Regions from separate parts of the Homo sapiens genome. Here all the other regions are linked to region 2. Evidence: chromatin contacts called from ENCODE Hi-C or POLR2A ChIA-PET data. All regions are on one chromosome and are shown on one strand. Each heading gives the region's core, a stretch centred on a gene start or an enhancer-like site at or near the end of the contact. The rest is flanking DNA. Distances are from core to core; before and after follow the strand shown. Region 1 has its middle 15 kb from the start of LINC02612. Region 2 holds the start of RND3 (Rho family GTPase 3). Region 3 overlaps LINC01818 (long intergenic non-protein coding RNA 1818). Region 4 has its middle 53 kb from the start of LINC02612.

Region 1 (2,705 bases), core at 28-2,527, 160 kb before region 2:
ATTTTTGGAGAGCTAGATGTGTCTTCTTAGAGAAAGTGCACATTGTCTAGGAGTGGGGCAGCAGTAGCTTAATGCATCTTGTAGTTCTCCATTGGAATGACTGGAATTCTGTGTAGCTCCAGAAGGAATAGTTAATCTCTCTTTCTCCTAACATGTGCTTCTTGATGCAGGATTGAGTGGATCTTGTTTCCCTGGAATGCCCCTAGATTCTGTCCTAGCCTTGGTTTGAGGGCAAATCACTGATGAGGTGGGGACTGGGAGACACATCTATTGAAGCTTCCAGAAGCCTGGTAGGAAGACAAGGTCAGCAAGGGAGTGAAGTACGTGATTCGGTGCCTGAAGGAATTATCAGGTGACCATGAGGGCCCTACACTATGGGAATCAGTGAGATGTGAGATCATCTACAGAGCTATTTTCCTAAAGAGGAAGAGGATGGATCACTTTCCTTCCTTCTTACAACATCCTCCCCAAGCTTCTCTTTTCTTTAGAGAATGACGGCCACCGGCCACCTACCACCCACCACCCACCTCCCTTGGAGGACTGTAGAATCAGGTATTTTTAACAAATATAGAGAAACTGTTTTGAAGATAGGGTTCATATTCTCACGTCTGATTTTGGCAGGTGTAATATATGTTTGGCAGGGGGATAAACTAGGTCTTGCATCTTTGAAGAGATGCTGCTGGGATCAAAGCAGTATGACAACAGAGGAAGGAAAGAGAAGACAAGAGAGTCTTAGTATAGCACTGAAGTCCCAGCACCAAATTATTTCGGGAACAGTATCTTCCTCTTCCTGACTGTTCTCTCAATGTGTGTCCTTGTTTTCTTGCCTCACACAAACATTCAGATGTCCTCAATGCCCTCAGTTCATTTCTGTTCCTAGCTAGCCAAGAATAATTATTTCTGTTCACATTTTCCTCTTACTATGGCCTCTCTCACATCATGAGTTTACACTATTACATTCCAAGGACTATGCACTTGATTTAGGTATATTTGCTAGGAATATAGTCCTCTCTGCTTGAAGAGAAGTCTCATTTGCTGTCCTGTGCACTCTCTCTCTCAACTTTTTCCCTCTAGTTTAGTACAAAGAATCTGCAATCTGCTTTCAGTCATCACTGTTGACACACCAGAGAAATATGACTCTAATTTTTCAAAGAAAATATGAATCACGTAGTGTTCCCCACACAGACAGTACCCTCCTCTGTTAGCTAGCTGTACAATCTAAAATTCTGAGCATTACTTTTCACACAAGCAATGGTCAGATTATTGGGACTGTACAGAGCAGAGCGCCACGGCACCAGGATATGACCTCATCTGCTCTGAGGAACTAAGTGGGGTTGAGCTGTGTCCATGTTTGGAGGGGCCTACTTCCAGTGGAGAGAAGCCCAGAAAGGGTCAGCAATTTCTCATTTTGGACAACAGCCTGCTTCTTTGATGAGAACACTTCAATTGAAAATTAAAATGCAATGATAGGCTCATTATTGTCACAGAAAACTGCTTAATAGAGAATAAACTCTGTTTTTTTACTACCAAGCAACTAAATGGCATAGAAAAAGAAACATCAACTAAATGGCATAGAAAAAAATTAATTCATGGTTCATTTTTGTGGGTGACATGGACAATGGAAATAATGGAAATAAGGTTTGTTTCCAAATCAACAACATCTAAGGTGTGTGTTATGGTCAGAACAGTTTTAGCTTGTTTTTTGTATGTGCAGTACTTTGCATGGAAATTTCCTGATGATGCCCCTGTCATTGCAAGACCTTGAATATCCTTGATTCATCCAGATAACTATTTCCAAAGCCTTCCAGTAAAATGCAGAACGATTGCTAATGAGAATTAACTATTAAACTATTGGGACGGTACTCAGGAACCAGAATATTGCATGAACCAAAGCATCCCATTCTCTAGCCCCTCAAATAAAAGGAATTTATTGTCTTTTGATGACAAGACAGAGGAAGGATATATGAAGTAGCAGAAGGTGAATATTCAAGAGCAGCACTTAAGCCTCAATCCTGTCATTACACCCTGACTAATGAAGGTTCCCGCAAATATCACTTGGACTCAACTCTCACAGTCTCTCATTACTCATCGGTTACTGCTTCGAGGCTTTTTATCTGACCCACTGTGAGGGGGATGCATTCCAAAGCTGAGAAAATTATTTCCCTTGAGCGTGTTCAGGTGGGTGGGTGAATTTACAGTTGCAGGCGTTCAAGAATGTATTGGTGACAGCAAGATTCCTTCAGGTTCATTTCAGCTGCCAAAGAAATGACTCTGCTGAATATTGATTCTGTCCTGCTTTAGGTGTTGCCCTTGGAGGCAGTCACCATCCACAAACATGCATGTAAACTCATACTCATGCATCCCACACAGCAACGGCACATTACTCTTAGATAAGGTCAGGCAGCTACATCTTCCAGGATCGACGCTGGGCAGAGAACCATTCTAGACGGTGTGTGTGCTGGGGGAGGATGGAGGGTAATTACACCGAAAATAGAGAATATGTTTTAGTAATCTGAAGGTATTGATGGTTTAACAAGAAACATAAAATTAAAGTCTACTAGTACATACAAATAAAATGGGCAATAAAATATATGCATAAACAACTGAACCAGTACAGTGACAATACTGGCATTTTTGTATGAAGCAATCCTAAACATTTTCATATGAAGAAAAAGGTAAAGAAGCATAAATTAAAAGGATAACTT
Region 2 (2,700 bases), core at 127-2,626:
GGCCAGCAACCCGCTTCTCTGTGGGTCAACCCTCCCCTTGTGTAAACACAGACCCACCGATGGAGTCTGAGTCAATGATCTTTGAGGGGGCTCCAATTTTCTCAGCCCCAAATAGGACATCATTCCTGGATCCCCTAGGCTTCAGGGGCCCTACCAGTCCACTACTTACATCAGTGCTTTTGACAACTCTTCATTGTGCCTTTTCACTTCCCATGTTAAACTTTCTGATTTGTTTGTTTTCACCTTATCTTCTCATTTACAAGCCTAGGAGTCTCCACAGGGGACCATATAAGCTGGTTTTGGCCAGTGTGCTACTACATTGTAACAATTGAAACCTCCTGAGCATTTAGGGTGCAGGAGCTGAAGATGAGAAAAAGAAAGACTTCTCATAGAAAAAGAACAAATGTGCGGGCTATTCTGGTCCTTTCTAAGATTTTTGCTTGCGGGGAAGAGTTGGAGGGCTAGGGAGATGGATGTGGAGGAGGACAGAAGAGAGGGTGGAGGGTTGTATCTGCATTTTTCAGCTAAAGATGTTTGTGCCTTCTGAGTCCAGTCTAGGGTGCTTTGATTCCGGGAAGATGGAGGCTATAGATAAAGAATTAATAGTATCAAAATCTGCCCCCCCACCAGTCCCCTCACTGCAAATGTGGGGAGGTGCAACTAAGCTGACAAGTGTTTGGGTCCCTAGCGCAGTAGGGTTGAGTTTCCAATGGCCTTTGTCACTCAGTCATGGGCATCTTCCACTTCTCTTTCTTCTCCCCTCCCACCTCCTGTACCCACCCCTCGAAACCTTTCTGCCTCCACTTGTACGACTGAAACTGACAGGTTTCAGAAGCCAGTCTACTACCGTGACCCAGGCAAGCCTGTTCTTGCATCTGGAATAAAGAGGCTGATCTATTGGTCCATGGCCTATGTACCTGATACAAACCATTAAAAAAAAAAATAGAACCACTCAACTATTCTCCACCCAAGATTTGCTTCCTATGTTTTATCACTGTCCTTTAACTTGGGTGGGAAATGTTTTTGTTTTCATAAATGCTCATGAGGCTTCTACAGATAAGCCCCTATTAAACTATATTTAAAGGGATTGTAGTTCAAATCAGTATGCACAGATACCAGTTTCCCACCTTGCCCTGTGGACTTGTCAGCAAAGCATCTTTGGGATCTTCATGTTGTCTAAGAGCCTTGGTCTAAAATAGATCCCGAATGGGCACCCTAGAGGGCGCACTGCTTACATTTTCGGCATGCAACGCCAACAGCGCTCGCTCCCAGGCTCCATAAAAGGGGAGGAGGCAGATCAGTTTCCTCCTCTCATTGAGAAAGAAGAGGATTGGAAGGCCGGGCGTATAAAGCCGCGCAGAGAGCGTGAAACAAAGCAGTCGGCTCGGAATTGGACTTGGGAGGCGCGGTGAGGAGTCAGGCTTAAAACTTGTTGGAGGGGAGTAACCAGCCTGCTCCTCTCGCTCTCCTCCTCGTCTGCGCCGCGTTTCAGAGGTTGCCCATCAGCCTTGTGATTTATTTTTATATCTGCTTTTTATAAAGAGAGAAATATATATATATATATATATTTTTTTTTTTCTTCTTAAGAGAAAATTCCTGTTCCAAGAGAAAATAAGGCAACATCAATGAAGGAGAGAAGAGCCAGCCAGAAATTATCCAGCAAATCTATCATGGATCCTAATCAGAACGTGAAATGCAAGATAGTTGTGGTGGGAGACAGTCAGTGTGGAAAAACTGCGCTGCTCCATGTCTTCGCCAAGGACTGCTTCCCCGAGGTGAGTGTGGCCGGCCGCGGCTTCCACGAGGGGGTCGGCCAGTGGGATCCCAGTCCCGAGGTGGGCCTCCCCGCTTTCATCCGTTTTCCCTTAAAAAAAAAAAAAAAGAAAAAAAAAAGTCTTTCTCGGTCCTTACTACTTTCCCCTGATTAGACTGCGGGGAAAGGGAAAGTGCGCTGGAAGCTTTTAGGGTTGGGACGCGCCTGCACATGGGCTGGTTAGCTCCTGAAACTTGTTCGTTCCTGTGTGCATAACCTGGGGTTGGGAGATTCGGGTCAGCAGATCTGTGAGAGCCGGGTGGGGTGAGTGGGGAGTAGGACAGGGGTTTCGGAAAGGGTCCATGTGCTTAGTGTGTGGTCTGATGTGTGAAGGTTTTCTTTCTTAACTGGGGAGCGGGGAGGGGAAGGGTGTTCAATGGGTGTCGTGCGTTTAAACGTAACCTCTTTGCCCTCTTTCCTTCCTCTTTTGCCCATTTTGTCTATCCAGAATTACGTTCCTACAGTGTTTGAGAATTACACGGCCAGTTTTGAAATCGACACACAAAGAATAGAGTTGAGCCTGTGGGACACTTCGGGTAAGAGTGGGAGGACCGCGTGGCGCTTGGGGCGGGTTTCCAGTCGCTGGGGGATGCGCGGCGGGTCTCGGGAAACCGCGCGCTACAAGCCGTCTGCGCCCCTCCCAAGGGATTCCCACGGTCCCTGTTGGGCGAAAATTGTATCCCTTCTGGGTGGGGGCGGCAGACGACAGCGTGGACGAGGAGATAGCAGTGGGGAGAGGAGAGCGCTGTGTGCCCGCAGGGTGACCCCGCGGTTGGAGCCACTAGTGGCCAGGCGCAGTCCGCCCGCGGAGTCGTGGTCAAGTCGCCTTGGGTCGGCCGAGGTGGCCCGATACTGTGGGGTGTTGCATGGGCGCTGCGTGCGCCTCG
Region 3 (2,803 bases), core at 179-2,678, 180 kb after region 2:
CCTTGGCTGAGGGAGAGAGATCCCCCAGCTCCTTGCACTTCCCGGGTGAACTGATGCCCCACCCTGCTTCTGCTAGTTCTCCATGAGTTGTACCCACTTCCTAACCTGTCCCAATGAGATGAACTGGGTACCTCAGTTGGAAATGCAGAAATCACCCACCTTCTGCATTGGTCTCACTGGCAGCTGCAGACCAGAGCTGTTCCAATTTGGCCATCTTGGTCCCTTCCTATAATCCCATATTTCTCAGAGGTTTGTTCATTCCTTTTTATTTTTTTGCTCTGTTCTTATCTGGCTGTCTTTTTCAGAAAGATAGTCTTCAAGCTCTGAGATTCCTTCCTCCATTTGGTATATTCTGCTCTTAATACTTGTGATTACATTGTAAAGTTCTTAGAGTGTGTTTTTCAGCTCTATCAGGTCAGTTATGTTTCTCTCTAAACTGGCTACTTTGGCTGTCAGCTCCTTCATTGTGTTATCATGATTCTCAGCTTCTTTGCATTGGGTTACAACATGCTTCTTTAACCCAGCAAAGCTTGTTTTTATCCACATTCTGAAGCCTGCATTTGTCATTTCAGCCATCTCAGCCTCAGCCCAGTTCTGAGCCCTTGCTGGGGTGTTATGGCTATTTGGAGGAAAAGGGGCACTCCAGCTTTTTGAGTTTTCAGTGATTTTGCATTGACTCTGTCTCATCTTTATGGGCTTATCTACCTTTGATCTTTGACTTTCCTGACCTTTGGATAGGGTTGGGTTTTGTGGTTTTGTTGTTGTTTTCTTTCTTTCTTTTTTTTTCAGCCTGGCCACTCTTCCATAGGGCTGCTGCAGTTTGCTGGGGGTCTGCTCCACATCCTTATCACCTTGGTTTTTTCCCATACCTAGAGGTATCACCAATGAAGTCTGCAAAACAGCAAAGATGGCAACCTGCCCCTTCCTCTGAAAGCTCCATTTCAGTGGAGTACTCCATTTCAGTGGAGTACTGACATGTTGCCAGCCTGAACACACCTGTAGGAGGTGGCTGGATATACCTGTTGGGAGGTCTCACCCAGTCAGGAGAAATGGGATCAGGTACCCACTTAAAGAAGCAGTCTGGCTGTCTTTTGGTAGAGCAGCTGTGCTGTGTTGGGGATCCTGATCGTTAACCCCTGATTGTTTTGGGCTCTCCAAGGCCCACAGGCTGGACCTGCTGAGATGCTGGAACAGCCAATGTGGTGGCCTGCCCTGTCACCCAGGCACTCCATCCCAGGGAGAAATTAGAACTCTGTTGGCCATAGAACATGGAAAAGGGTGGCTGGAATCCCTGGCTGGGAGGACCTGCCCTGCAAGGAGGAGTGGATCAGAGTCCCAGTTACAGAAGCAGTCTGGCCACACCTTGACCAAACAACTGTGTTGTGCTGGGGAACTGCCTCTGCTCCTGTCGGCTTAAACTCTCCAAAGGCTGCAGGCTGGAATGGTTGAGTCATCCAAACAACCAAGGTCGTGTCCCACCCCTCCCCAGGGAGAGATCAGAGCTCTGTCCATAGAATATGGGCAGGTGGGGGTAGCTGGAGGCCCTGTCTGGGAGGTCCCACATAGTAAGGAGGAATGAATTGGGGTCCCGCTTAGAGAAACAGTCTGGCCACATTCTGGCAAAGCAGCTGTGCTGTGCTGGGGGGACCCTTCCTCATCTGGACTGTTTGGAGTCTCCAAAGCCCACAGGCTGGAATGGCTGAATTGACCAAACAGCAGAGATGGCAGTCCACTCCCCTGGGGACTCTGTTCCATCTCAGACAGTCTCCACCCTGTTGCTGGTGGCTGGCTGGAATTCCAAGACAGTGGGTCTCATCTTGTGATGTGCTATGGAAGTGGGGCTCACAGACTGTCACCACTCAGCCCCCTGGATTCAGCTCCCTTCCTAGGTGTATGCACATACCCTCTGCCTTGCCTGAACTACCTACACCCTTGCCAGGGATCCCAGGGTTGCAGTCTGTAAAGCTCCTTGGTCTCTGTGTGTGTATGAGCAGCTGCTCTGCTGAAACTCCACACAGCACTGTGTTTTGAACCCAAGGCTTTGGTGGCGTGGACCCACAAGGGGACCTCCAGATCCGTGGGTTGCAAAGATTTGTGGGAGAAGTGTGGTTTCCTGGGGTAACCCAATCACTCTCTGCTTCCCTTGGCTGGGGGTGGAGTTTCCCTTGGCTCATTGTTGCTCCCCAGTGGGCCATCGCCCCACCCTGCTTTTCTTTGATCTCCATGGGTCGAGTTGTTTCTCTGATCAGTCCCAGTGCAAGTACCTGGATATTTCAGTTGAAGGTCCTGTATTTATGTGCCTCATTTTTTTTTCCTTCTATGAGTGCCACAGACTGCAGCTGCTTCTAATCAACCATCTTGGCCCCAGCTTGATAACTTTTTAAAATTTCATTATTTCCCTCCTTTAAAATGTGCTTTGGGCATTTGGTTCCTTTAGTTTTGACCCTGGCTACATTATAGCTAGCACTATAGAATTCCAATGTACCTAAGAACTGTGCTGTTCTGTTTGATCCCAAGCCCTTTCCTGTCCCCATCTCTCTACTATATACCTATCTGAAATCAAAGAGAGTGTTAAAAACATAGGTAAGGGAGTGTAGAGACCTGACTCGCTATTCACAATTAGGAGGCCTTTATTGGAAAATGTATTTTCAATAAAGGCACAAATAAATATTTCCCAATATTATCAAAGGTGAAAGTAAGTGGGGAACATTTTTGCTTGTAGCCACACAACTCTGTAGGCAAATCAAGTTGATTCAGACCACCCCTTTGTCAGTGTTCAGTAAGATCTGCATAGTCATAACCA
Region 4 (2,823 bases), core at 215-2,714, 190 kb before region 2:
ATTTGAATTTATATGCACAAACTACAACATATGGCCAGTTTAAATAAGCATTGGTTTGGGGGTATTGTAAACACATTTGATAAACTACTTTAAATCCTATTTTGAATATATAGCGTACTGTTCTCCCATCTGGCTCTTCCATGCAATTTCTGAAGTTTTAATGTCAATTTCTACTCAGCTAGCTGATATGTAGCATGCAGACTTGACTTAGGCCTCTCACACATTTCTGTTACTTATTCTGGGTGTTGCATGCCCTCAAGGAGCTCTGTAGTTCCTTGGCAAAGTTTTTTCTTTATAGAGAGGGCTTGGCCTTGCTTCCTTTCTAAGTAGGTTCATTTTAAAGGATGTTCTTTCCCAAGGTGGAAATAATTTTCCTGGACGCAAGACAAACTGGTTGTTTAAAGGAGCCAGACACTTCTGCCTGCTAACTTTTTTGAGCCCCCATCACTTTCCACCAAAACAAACACAGGATAGGCCATATAAGACAATTATCTTCGTAGACAATATAAACAAACATAGTTGACCACTTATTAACTATGCCTATCTAACCTGTCTCCAGAAAGCAGTTTATAATGAGAAAAATATACAATAATGTTGATAAAATTAACATAAATTAAATATATGAATTAAAAAGAAACCACCATATGCTAATCACTCAGCCTGATGAGCCACTATGATAAAGATTACATTTATCTCTGAGCCTCCTGGAAGTCAAAGAAAAAGCAGATGAGCTATGAGCTCCTCCAGTTGATGATGGGGCAATGATAATTTTTTACTGCCTGTTGTGTGACACCTTTGTCCTAACATACATCTTCCAGCCACCCCATGAGACTAGTCCACCATCCTCATTTTAATATGAGGAAGTAGATACTCATAAAGGGAAAATGCCTTTATCAAGGAGAAATAGCTAGAAATCTTGGAAATAGTTCAGGTATGGCTGTATCCCACTTTTGTTCTTTCTAAAATCCAGGAGCATGGTATTAAATTTTAACTTAATAAAGGTATGTCTGCAGATTCTCCCTTGATATCATTGCCTGGGAACAGAAAATAAAAATATGATATTCAGGAGTATATTATAGTAGTTTGTAGGCAATTGTTTTTCTTCCTATGACCAATACCCAGTGGTAATGTACTCATCAGTTTCCACTTACCAGAATATCAGGAAAGTGAAACCATCCCTATAAAGTTTATAAAATTAATCAGGGAAGAAGAGAGGGGGAGAAAAAAATAAACCAAGCTTACAGCACACTTAGCATTAATCATTAGGTCAGCTGCTCTCTGACCCACTTCCTCATAGTCATTTGCTGCCTATTACCTCAGAATCACATTAGACCCTGTCCTAGGATTATAGTTCCCCTTAACTGCTCTGTAGATAACATCTTAAGCATTGTGAAACATTAAATTTTCCATTTGAGAGATTCTTTCAGGCCCTGCCTACTGATGAAATCACTGATGTCAGCTGGTCTGAAGGACCCCATGACATACTGACTCACTGAATAATACGGTTTCCACATCCTGACGAGTTCATCCCCTTACCCTGACTGATAAATGATCCCAGTTTTCCAGCCCTTTGCCCTCCATGATCCTCTTAAAAACTCCTAAGGGAGATGCATCTGAGGGTCCCTCTCATCTCCTTGTTCAGCTACCCTGTGATCATTAAATGCTTTCTTTGCTGCAAGTCCTGCTGTCTCAGTGTGTTGGTATGTTACTGTGCAGTGGGCATGCAAACCTGATGGTCCTGTAACTAAAGGAAGTTTGCTAGAGGGAGGAAATGTGTTGAGAGCATGAGTCTCTTCTTCTTATATATGTGTTTTCCACATTCCAATAAAAAATTAATTAATTTCTTTATTACTTACCTGGTGTACAAGTTTCCTTGGGCTGCTGTAAGAAATTACCATACTGGGTGGTTTAAAACTACAGGGATTTATTCTTTCATGGTTCTGAAGGCCAAAATCAAGGTGTAGGCAGGGAAGCATTTTCTGCTGATGCTCTAGGGGAGAAGCCATTCTTTGCCTCTTCCAGCTTCTGGTAGCTGTTGGCATGTCCTGACTTATAGCTACATCACTCCAATCTCAGCCTCTGTAATCATATCACCTCCTCTTCTTCTGAGTGTCTGTATCTGGTCTCCCTCTGCCTCTCTCATGGGGACACTTGTGGTAGCATTGAGGATTCACTTGAATAATCCAGGATAAGCTCCTCCTCTCAAGATTCTTAACTTTGTCACATCTTTTGCCATAAAATATAATGCCCTTTTGCCATTTTTTAAGCTTACCGCATCTGTGACCTTTGGCCCAAAAGATTCACATCTGTCCCACATGTGAAATATATCCACCTAATTCCAACATTGTAAAAATTCTCAATAGATTTAAGCATCTATTCAAGTCCAAAAATCTCATCTAAATATCATCAGTTCAAAAGTCCCAAATATCATTGCTATGGTCTGAATGTTTGTGTCTTCCCTAAATTCATATGTTAAATTCTAATCACCAAGGTGATGGTATTAGAAGGTGAGGCCTTTGGGAGGTGATTAGGTTAGGAGGGCCCTGTCCTCCTGAAAGGGATTATAAAAGAGGCCCCAGAAAACTGCTTTGCCTCCTTCCATCATGTGAGGATGCAGCAAGAAGGCACCACCTGTGAATCAGAAACTAAGCCCTCACCAGACTCCAAATCTGCTGCCACCTCAGTCTTAAACCTTCTAGCTTCTAGAACTGTAAGAAAAAAAATTCCTGTTGCTTTTAAGCCATCCAGTTTTTTGGTAATTTGTTACAGCAGTCTGAATGGACTAAGGCAATCATCATCTAAATCAGGTATGGGTGAGGGTCT

The links. Hi-C counts contacts between places; a loop is a spot of excess contacts on that map. ChIA-PET counts read pairs that join two places held with the same protein, here RNA polymerase II (POLR2A). Pooled maps may share reads with other maps.
Region 1: a loop to region 2 is called in a pooled map, with 2.3 times the contacts of the local background. The contact joins the enhancer-like site here to the promoter of RND3 in region 2. A Hi-C loop is called at or near these places in 1 of 50 pooled maps. POLR2A ChIA-PET finds 5 or more read pairs at or near these places in 3 of 52 experiments (A673, AG04450 and HEK293).
Region 3: a loop to region 2 is called in a map of Caco-2, with 4 times the contacts of the local background. The contact joins the enhancer-like site here to the promoter of RND3 in region 2. A Hi-C loop is called at or near these places in 4 of 168 maps with a recorded cell type or tissue (Caco-2, PC-3, Right ventricle myocardium inferior and 1 more) and 3 of 50 pooled maps. POLR2A ChIA-PET finds 5 or more read pairs at or near these places in 2 of 52 experiments (PC-3 and PC-9).
Region 4: a loop to region 2 is called in a map of PC-3, with 5 times the contacts of the local background. The contact joins the enhancer-like site here to the promoter of RND3 in region 2. A Hi-C loop is called at or near these places in 2 of 168 maps with a recorded cell type or tissue (IMR-90 and PC-3) and 1 of 50 pooled maps. POLR2A ChIA-PET finds 5 or more read pairs at or near these places in 1 of 52 experiments (AG04450).

What each region holds. Positions count from the first base shown.
Region 1 is chr2:150,642,968-150,645,672 of GRCh38, reverse strand. No RefSeq gene overlaps it. Among named protein-coding and RNA genes, the nearest start is that of LINC02612, 15 kb to the right of the region's middle. Within about 2 kb of position 1,277, at least 3 of the 41 ENCODE cell types and tissues checked have a DNase peak (open chromatin) inside an H3K27ac peak, as active enhancers do.
Region 2 is chr2:150,486,343-150,489,042 of GRCh38, reverse strand. RND3 (Rho family GTPase 3) reads left to right here and starts at 1,376. Exons shown (of 6, transcript NM_005168.5): 1 at 1,376-1,494; 2 at 1,588-1,775; 3 at 2,262-2,349. The coding sequence starts at 1,626.
Region 3 is chr2:150,308,441-150,311,243 of GRCh38, reverse strand. The region is part of intron 2 of LINC01818 (long intergenic non-protein coding RNA 1818); the gene reads right to left. Among named protein-coding and RNA genes, the nearest start is that of LINC01817, 53 kb to the right of the region's middle. Within about 2 kb of position 1,428, at least 2 of the 41 ENCODE cell types and tissues checked have a DNase peak (open chromatin) inside an H3K27ac peak, as active enhancers do.
Region 4 is chr2:150,680,177-150,682,999 of GRCh38, reverse strand. No RefSeq gene overlaps it. Among named protein-coding and RNA genes, the nearest start is that of LINC02612, 53 kb to the right of the region's middle. Within about 2 kb of position 1,464, at least 4 of the 41 ENCODE cell types and tissues checked have a DNase peak (open chromatin) inside an H3K27ac peak, as active enhancers do; they include IMR-90 and PC-3, where a contact is called at or near this core.